Linked DNA regions of Mus musculus: region 1 is linked to region 2. The links are chromatin loops, found by intact Hi-C in ENCODE. Cell type or tissue: left cerebral cortex. All regions are shown on one strand.

The links. Hi-C counts contacts between places; a loop is a spot of excess contacts. Peaks named below come from ENCODE experiments on the same cell type or tissue, not always from the same donor. Only the 100,000 strongest peaks of a DNase experiment are listed, where the experiment ranks them.
Region 1: it touches region 2 in a loop (7-fold over the local background); 2 of 42 quality-filtered maps call a loop at or near these places.

The regions. Positions count from the first base shown.
Region 1 is chr5:89,012,787-89,017,786 of GRCm38, reverse strand. All of the region lies in intron 3 of Slc4a4 (solute carrier family 4 (anion exchanger), member 4), which reads right to left. Among named protein-coding and RNA genes, the nearest start is that of Slc4a4, 130 kb to the right of the region's middle. In left cerebral cortex, no CTCF peak of the experiment used is centred here; DNase peaks (open chromatin) are centred at 1,836, 2,003 and 2,803.
Region 2 is chr5:88,931,078-88,936,077 of GRCm38, reverse strand. It overlaps Slc4a4 (solute carrier family 4 (anion exchanger), member 4), which reads right to left. Exons shown (of 27, transcript NM_001359211.1): 2 at 1,256-1,329. The coding sequence starts at 1,328. Among named protein-coding and RNA genes, the nearest start is that of Slc4a4, 46 kb to the right of the region's middle. In left cerebral cortex, no CTCF peak of the experiment used is centred here; DNase peaks (open chromatin) are centred at 784, 1,466, 1,936 and 4,744; H3K4me3 peaks cover 2,482 bases; H3K27ac peaks cover 2,853 bases.

The DNA of each region.
Region 1 (5,000 bases), 82 kb before region 2:
ATATTTTATGGCATCCAAGTTTTAGGGTAATCTAGTCATTAACCTACTGTACCTCAGTCAATCTTAAAAACAAAAAAACAAAACAAAAACAAAAAACAAAAAACAACAACAACAAAAAACGTACTACATTTCCATGCGAGCAGGCTCTAGAAAGGTAGGTTAGGTGGTTACTTTCTCTATTTCAAATTACCCAATAAACTGAACTCACCCAGTAGCTTTCATTAAAAATAGATCACTTTAAACATATGTGGGTAACTCTGTATTAACAAACTCCCACTTGCAGAAAGCTGTCATTTACAACACTTATTGTTAGTATTCCGTGACATTATTATTCATCTGATGATCATCAACAGCCCTAAAAATGTTGGGTTCAGATCCCTATCAAAGTATCTCTTTCTCAGGAGAAGAAACTGACTCTGGCCCCAGGTGAGCATCACAGCCAATGAAAAATCCAACTCCCAAGTATTTTCTGGGTCCCCAAGGGAGGTTTCGCACATACTCATCCTTTGGACTCCAAAAGGAGGCCCAATGAATGCTCTCCATCTGCAAAAATCCTTTGATAGGAATATCACATTTCAGACAGTAACTATGGATTCAGGAATGCCACTCTTAATAGCCTGACAAAGTATCAAGTCCTAATGTTTCTAAGGATGAAATATTGCAGTACCAGCAACCAGGAAGTGAAAGTAAATTCAGGACCAGGGAGCCTAAATGGACATGACAAACAACAGGAACCTAATGGGCCAGTACAGAGCTCAGAGTGTGGCCTCCTACACTCCTAAGTTATCTTTTGACACTTGTAATATGACAGGTAAATTCCTTTTTTTAAAAAAAAAGGCAAGAGCTCAAAAAGAGAGAGAGAGAGAGAGAGAGAGAAATTCTAACAAGCACCCCCATTCACCTAGATTAAGCACAAAGCCTGGGGCTTATTTGCCTGGTTAAAATTCTGAAGCACCGAGTCCATATGCCTGGGTGGTTGGTTATTCTATGTGGTTGTTTTCTGTAACTTCCTCTAGTATTTTATTCAGATCAAATTACTTTCTCCCAAAGGTCCAGCTATATCCAGACTCTTCCTTTCAAGAACCAATAAATTCATTATTGTTGTTTGTTTATCCCAGTTATAATTGGGTACTGTGTTCTTACAGGACTGACATAATATATGTAGGAAAAAAAGGTACCCAGTGGGTGTACATTACATGCTAACAATTATCACCTCTACAATGTAAAACTATTGATGGTTCCTACTTGCCTTGTTTTTTATGTTTAAGTTCTAACTCTTCTAAAAATTAACATATATGTCATATTTATACAGAAAACAAGCCAATTGGTTTTTAAATTGCTAGATTGAAAACATTCATGTCAAATTAGTACCAGACACTCCTCTAAAGTAGTTGAGAATATATAACTCAATTACGCTCCTCAAACAGCCAACACAAATGCATCCCCACTGTACTTGCCTTTACTGCTATCTAGGGACTGGAATAGCCAGAGCTGAAACACACCAGACTGGCCATGGTTCTGAAGGTTGGTGGACAGAGCAGCTACAAAAGGTCATGGACACACAGGCTTGGGATGGAAGGCCTCATGCACCTGGCATGAAAAGGAGGGGAGGGGTACTCTGTAAACAGAACAGGAGTCATTTGGTGACTCAAATAGTTGGGAATATGACTACTCAGCAAACCACTCCTGAAAGATCCAAAGTCCCTTTCACGTGTCTCAGCCACTGCGGAGATTTTCCTTTAATTCCTTCCTTCAACGGTTCGCTTCTTTTTGCTCTGCCAGAACTGTCCATGGTAAGGTTTAGATGATGAATCACTCTGTTTAAGAGTGATTACATCAGCACTTTTCCCAGGTTCAACTCAGACCAATTATCAGCACAATTTATACCCCGGGGTTTCTAAAGTCAGACTCGATTCTCATCAACATTAGGAAATATTCAAGATTCCCAAAATAAGCTCTACAGACTCACTCAAGTGCAACTATTTTCTATACCAAGTGTCTAAATTTACAGCGCCAATAATAGTGCCACAACCACACTGTTCGTGCTACCATTAGATGTCTCTTCCTATGTGGGTATGCAGAATACATCCTCCTCCCTGCAGCCTCTCTTGGAAAATGTGTGAGCACAGAAAGCAATCGACTCTGTCTTCTTACCATTGTTGCCAAAAACAAACCCTTACCCATCTTTCCTGGATAGCAGTATTGAGAAATGTGGTTCCAAACAATCTAATTAAGTGCCAGCAAGATGGTTCAGTGGGTAAGGAAACTTGCCACCAAGCCTGGCAACCAGCATTTGGTCACCCAAAACTACATAGTGGAAGGTGAGAAGTGATTCCCAAAAGTTGTCCTCTGATTTCCACACATGTGCGTGCAAAAAAGCACACATCCACGCATACACATGCGAGCACACATGCGAGCACACTCATACACACATGCACATGTACACATAAAATAAAAATTAAATGAATATTTAAAAACATAAGCAATTTATTTAAAAGGAGCAATAGAGATAAGAACAAAAAATTATGTATAAGACTGTTCTTTCTTTTAAAAGAAGTAACATTCTTCACAGAGATACTACTCTACAGATTTTGATGGAACTCTGGTTGTAATAAGAGAAATGTCAACAAGAGTCTACAATAAACTTTTCTTCTTGTCTGCTATATTTCTGTTCTGAGTCAAGGGTCCAAAATTAGTGACAGTGATTCTCAACTTCTGTGAAGTTAATTATATTCTCAGCAAAGAAGAAAAATATACAACAGGTTCTCCAACACTTCCCACTTTTCATCTAGAGTTTCACTGTTCTCAGACGATAGAATCTTCATTTGCCTCATACCACAGTTGGAATGTCTGCCCCCTCCAAAACTCATGCTAAATTTAAGTGCTACTGCACTGATATACTGGGAGATAGGACCTTTAGACAATGTTAAAGCCTAAGAGTTCTGCCATCAAGAATGCACGGATACTGTTAGAGCAAAAACCCAATGCCTTCCTCTCTTTTACCTCCTGCCACATGACCCATTCCATCATCAAGAAAAACAGCACCAGATATGGGCACCTTATGCTGGATTTCTTACCCCCACAACCGTAAGCTAATAAATCTCTGACCATTGTAAAGGAGCCAGCCCATGGTATTGGATTCAATCTTCACACAAAACACATTAAGGTATGTGTTTTATTTACCCAGAAGAGTCATGATGGCAACCAATAGAGTATGTTTACTTATCGGCAATGATATCAAAACTAAGCCCAAATCCACAGACCTTTTACAAAACCTAACCAATAAAGAAATGGCATAGGAAAGACAAGAGTCTAATATAAGTTCTCATGCTATTTCATTAAGTACCTTCTCAAAGATTCAATAGAGACTTGCTAGGTTCAATTTTCATAGATAATTAAACAGGACAGGCTACACTTTTTGCAACATTTTCAGAGTTGAGAATTGTAATTCATTATAGATATAAGCTTCATTCCAAATTACCTATAGTCATTAGACTATACAAAACAGAGAGAAAATAGATTAGTGTGAGCATGTGAACTGGCTAGGGATGTTAAATCCGTATTAAAGTCTACTACACGCAACACATGTAAGAGTGATGTCAAAAAAAAAAAAGTCAAAAACCATTCCTTTCCACACAATATAGCTTCACTAGAGTTTCATATGCAACAGTTCTTATTTTCTTACATTAAAATCCTATGTGCATCATTTCAAGTCATATGAAGGTAGCTTCAGTTCATTGGAGTGCACAAAAGGATGCCACTTCCAAAAAGATTGACTATTAACAGTTTCCTGCTCAGAAGGAACCTGCGGAGAAAGTAAGTGGTGACTTCTAAAGCGTATGGGAATCCGGCGGGCATGGCTACGCTTTAACTGGGTGAAGGACATCCAACTAATTAAATGTCAGTTGTCAAACTTAGAGTTTTCCTTTTTTTTTTTCTACAACTATTCCCTCATAAGATCCATCAAGTATCAGTTTTATTTAGAAATGTATTTGTCATAAATATATTTATGATGTTCTTCATGATCTGAATAAGCTTGGAGTTTATCTTTTGAAGAATTATGCTGTTAAGAAGCCTTATGAATTTTATAAAGTAAGAATTAGACAGTCATCTGAAATTGGCCCTTTTATGGGGGGTGGATAGGGAAGAGCTACTGAAAAAGGCTAAATTTCAAAGCTATGAATAATTCATTGTAAATGCCATATAGAATACACAGTCATCCCAGGACCTCCTACCACGGCAATGAAGGATATTCAGTCCTGATGAATGTGGTAAGGAAAATCTTTATTGTTAAGGTAAATATGAACTATGCTTGACATGCCTGTTAATACGAAAATGAACTGAAGAGTGCTGTTCCTGTGATACAGAATGGGGGAAGGGGAGTGATTGCTTCACCAAAATAAACCTCACTAATAGTGTGGTGAAGCTCCCCCAAAGGTTCCTAAAGGTGCTTGCTGCACCTCTTTCTCACAGCTCTGGGAATGGGATCCTTGATCAGGTGGAGAGCCTGTGATCACAAGTATGTGTTCTGCACATAACTTCTTGCCCTGTGATGGTGTAACACCTTTATGTCAGGAGACAAGACAACCCTAAGTTAAAAGTAACTACAGGGAGAGGGATGGAATCTGGATCCAACAGAGCCTGAGTAAATCATCTCTTTTCCCTCTTACTCAATTTCTACATCATTTTGTCATTAATAACAGGAAGAGTGAAGAAATTATAGAATTTGCACTTCTGACTCAATAAAAGTCCACTCAGAAAGACAAGACTGTGCTGTTTCATCAAATGGTCTGCTGATGCACTATTCATCCCATCGTTTGGATCTCTCCTTTGAGAATTATTACCAACTGATTTTCCATAGAAAATCAGAATGGAATCTGAGCATCATTTGGCTGGGGTGGAAAGGAGGAAGTGATCCTTAATGAACTTTGTTATATATTCACCTGGTTTTGTGTTCAAAGGTATACAGTGAGCACAAAGTAGCAGTATTTAGATACACA
Region 2 (5,000 bases):
GGAATCCATAAAATTTCACGAGAGAAAATACTATAGTTTCCATTTTTCTAAGAAACTTAGGCATTGCATTCTTAGTCAGTCTCAAGGCTTAAGTGTGGGAAGGCAGGGGGTGGGGCGGAGGGGACACCAATCATCCGCACAGGGCAGAAGAAACTCACTAAGGAAACATGCGAAACAGCAAAACCACCATCCTGGGGCTGTTCCTGAAGCATAGCGGCACAAAAACCCTTGACCTGGTGCTCCATCTGTTTGACGAATCACTCGAAAACATACAATATCCAGTTTCCTCTTCCCAGCCTCATTGTCCTCTGCACCAAGGTTTTAGGAGACACGAAATGCTAACCACAAGGACCAACCTCCAAAACATAGAACTGCCTCTCAAGTGACACTCACAGGAGGAGCTGATCGCAACGTTCATCTGTGGGTTCCATTTGATGCTATCTATAGCCCTGATACTAAACACCAATAATAGAATGCTATCTATAACCCTCATACTAAATACCAATAATAGAACATGCTTCTGATGCCTTGACATCATTACCACGATAAATACTAATGAAACCCTGCCTTCTCACTACCAGCCAAGCAGTAAGTGCTCCCCCAACGTTATTGATAAGTCAGGAGGTTAGTGGAAGGGGTGCATGCTCAAGTGTGTCAGCACCAGATAAAATGGAACTCTTCTACAGTTTTAACAGGCACTGGAAAGGAGCATGAGCGAAAGAGGTTCTGAGGAGTTTTTCCGATCGAAAATGCTCGCCCGTGTTTTCTTAACTAAGGCTCATCCATAACAACTGTTCTCAACCCTCAGCTTAGACCTGCTCTCTCTACAACAATGATTATCCTTCTCTCCCCCAACAACATCTGTTCTCTCTCCCCTGTAAGCTACAAAATGGAAAAGAATAGTAGAAGCTGCTACCAGTTGTATTTCTATAGATCTGGTGGCTTCCGGGAATTACCTAGTAAAACATTCATTTCTGATGGGGCCGCAAAGCTGACACAAGCACCTGCTTTAATATAACACTTTTTAAAAATATATATATAACAGGTAGGACCCTGCTGACTTCAAATCTCAGGGTCCGATGAAGTTCCTAAAATCACTTCCTGTATTGAAGCAAAAGGTAGAGATTAAGGAAAGCCCACAGGCAGGACTTGGTGGTTAACTTTAAAAATACAAGATGCATGATATATATATATATGTCATGATCTACAGAGACATGGACACAAACACACACTTTCCCAGCCCCAAAGTGCTCACCTTCTACTTCTTCTTCATCACACACATGTTTAAGGAAGGAAGCCCCTCTGTCCAGGACAGCTTCATCCTCCATCCTATAGTAATAGAAAAGAAAAAAAGAATGCTCAGACTTCTCCTGAAGTGAGCCACTCGAAGCAGCCCAGCTTCTGGGCAGGTTAACCTGCAAGCTGTTGTTCATGTTTGCAGCAGGGCAGAGTCCCTCTCCTCTTCCTTTGGTGGCTGTCACTCCTTCACGGCAGTTCTTCTCATCTGGTGCTGGAGAATGTGCTGGCCCCACATAGCTTCAGTTCTAACCTTGAGAGGGTAGCCACATGGATAGGGAACAGAAAACCATCCCAATCTTGTAGGCTGGATGTAGAGGGGGGGTGGGATGCTCCCTCCGGGGAGTTGCAGTAGGGAGAAACAGAGATGAAAACAAAAGAAGAAAAAAAAAATACCAAGAGAGGAAGTTTGGTGTGTCTGGAGTGCTCGTGATAGTCGTTTGTGGAAATTCAGTTTCTGTGCTTAGCTCTTTAAACACCCACTGCACAAAATGTATACCCTCCTCCGAGCACATGCACACCCACCCACACACAGAGCGACAGGGCGTTAGGCTAATGCACAGTGGGAGCCTAGCTTGCAGCCAGCCTCTTAACACCAGCCCAGTATTCTGTGTTGAGTGGCAAGCGTTGAGTCACATGTTGGCCTTACGGAAATCTGACATCTGAGGATTATCCCGCACCAGGCTTCAGCCATGGGCACCTATACATGCCACCCTGGCCATTCATTCCACACCCTTATCACGGGTCCCTCTGCGCGCTGTGTGCGCGCTGTTAACTCTTTTCTGAAGGGCACGAAGTTCTTCATTTTGTAACCACGTTCTGCTGTCCTCCTGTCTCCTTACATAATAGGATCTACTCTGCAATTTCATATGCTAAATAAGACCTCAGAATCTATCCAAGGAACAGCAGCGGGGTTTTTTTTTTTTTTCAGCCTCCCGGTGCCAAACATGTTTCTAGTTTACAGAATGAGTGCGGCTTTATTCCTTACTCTGCGGCTCCTTCTTGTTGCATTAACTTCCATAGACAGAATCCCATGAACTCTATTTATAGTGGAAACAGAAAGAAATCCTGGACTGCTCAATTGCTGCTTGCGTAGCGCGGGTCTGGTAACAAAGAACTTTCTCTGGGGACAGCTGCTCTGTGTCATCCCGTATATGAGGTCTGCCAGAGACCCACATGTTCACTCTGTATTCTAGACATCTGGTTAAGTGCTTCAAGCACTGGCTGTGGTTGAACTTGTTTCCATATTGCCTGATAACTTGCTCTGGTGCTTTAGATATTTGCTACAATCTAGGCAGGGGTGCACTGAATTCCATTTTTCCCTTCCTATTTTAGGACTATATCTCACTTACCAAGCAATCACCTTTGCATAAAAAGATCAGAAGCAAAAGCAAAAATCCTATCTGACCACTTCATAGTTATGCCACCTGCAGCAAAGGACTTAACTTTCCTGAGTTGCAGGGATTTTTTTTTCCTTGTATAAAATTAGAGTAATGATATCTAGTTCACAATGCTTTGATAGAATAATACCAATTCTGCATTGGTTTCTTTGAGATTTGAGTGAAGGGTCAAACTTAGCACATACTACTTTAGTAAATGTGTTTCTCGGGCCAGTGAGGTGTCTTAGCAGGTAGATACTTGCCTCCAAGCCTGATGACCTGGGTTTGATCCCTGGAACCCACAGGGTAGAAGGAGAGAAGCTGACTACACATATGTGCATGTATACATGTGCTTGACCACACACACACAGGGGAGGAGGGAAACGGGAGGGGGAGGGGGATAGAGTGAACACCCGCATATAATCGCATTCTGCAATTCTGCAACGTAATTTGTAACAAAATAAGTTGAAACAAAATAAGTTTAATAAGTTTCTTTTTTTCTTTTTCTTTCTTCCTTTTTATTAAGAAACTCATTACTGGTCTACAGCCATGCGTTCCAATCTTGTCTTATCTCAGAAACTAAGCAGAATTGAGGCCCAGGTAGTACGTGGGTCAGAAGGAGCTCACTACTTTTGGAAAGACTTACAAGAGTCTTCCTTCCAGACAAGAGCCTGGACATCGAGGCTCATCCTGATACCCGCCAGAATACTTTTCTTCTCTGCACTCAAAACTAAATGATTAAAATAGGATATGGGCCAGTCAGTAGAATTATGGGTGGGAAAGGGCTACCTTAAAGGCTAAGAAATCAAGTCATTTTCCCAATCTCTCTGAGCCTAAGACTCTTGAGATGGTTAAATAATACAGCTGTTACTCATGGATTCAGCAAATATTTAATTACAGCTTGTTATATTCCTATTATTCTTGAGAGGGAGGGGAACAAATCTACAAATAAGACAAAATGTTCCTTAAAAAAAAACAAAAACAGAAACAAAAACAAACAAACAAAAAAAAAAAAAACAACCTAATGACGAACTGAGGGACAAGATAATCTCAGAGGGCGCTGGAAGCTTTGCAGAGAGTAAAACCCCACAAGAGGCTGTCTCAGTGGTGCGGTGAGGATTCTGAGGAAGTGACGTAACTAGGGGCAAAGTCACTGTGTGAAAAATGTACAACAGCCTTCCAAGCAAAGGGGAAAACAAGGGCCAAGACCCTAGGATAGGAAAGTTTAGCACCGTCCAGGAAGTGGAAGGAGCCAGGTCATGCAAGCCAGGAGAAGGAGTCAGAGCTGAAGGCATCTGGAAGCCTCTGAAGAACAGTGAGACGGAGGCCGGCATGAACTGTTTTCCCTTCCCAAAGGGTCACTCTACCTGCGATGTGGAAAACAGATGCTTAGGGCACAAGATAAACTCGTAAACTACCACAAAAACCAAGAGCACTGTGTGAAAATCGGGGTGTTGGGAAGCCATGGAGACTTCATTCTGGACACTTTTTAAGGTTGAGATGTGAATCCTGAAAAAAAAAAAAAGTTGCTGATGCAATCAGAACTGCCCGAGCCGGGTACTAGAGACTCAGGGCTGTTGCTAAATGCGGCAAAATCCATGCATCAAGCTGGTGCTGGAGTCGTTACCAGATGCCAGCATGCAGAAAAGAGAAGTAGGATCAGGGTGCGGACCTGCGACTACCTGCTAAGACACACCAACATCCCCAAGTCAGGCAGTGAGACCAGTGTAAGCTGGACACGGGTGACATGGAAGTCAGAGAGAGCAGACAAGCCCACCGGAAAACTGAGAAGGACGGAGATGGGAAAGCCAAAGTTGGATTTGGCCAATAGGGAGGATGCAGGTGCCTATTACAGACCCCCTTGAAACAGGCCACTCTCGGTGCTGGGGGAGAGAGGAACAGAGAGGGTGCTCGTCTGTTCCTTCTTCTGTTTTTTACCTTCCTCCAGTGAGGAGGAGAGTAAATATTAACTGAGTATCTACTGTGCACCCTGCATACTTCCAGACACCAGGGACACACAAACCACGTCTACCTTCTCGAAGACATCTTCTGGTGCTCAGGGAACAGTCCAAAGTGCAAGGAGCCACCGGCTACCCAGCATTTGTGCACACAGATAAGGAGGACGTCGCAATGAGAACATTTTCCTAAACTCCTCAGAAGCACGACAGAATCCCAGAGCACTGCATGTACCCTAACTTTTTTTTTTATCCTCCCTCCGGAAAATAGAACTAACCCCAGGTCAGTCAGCATGCTGAGTCCAACACAACCGACTGTAGACGCCATTTTGGACCCTCTTATCCATCAGGCAGGATCTTAAAGCATCCT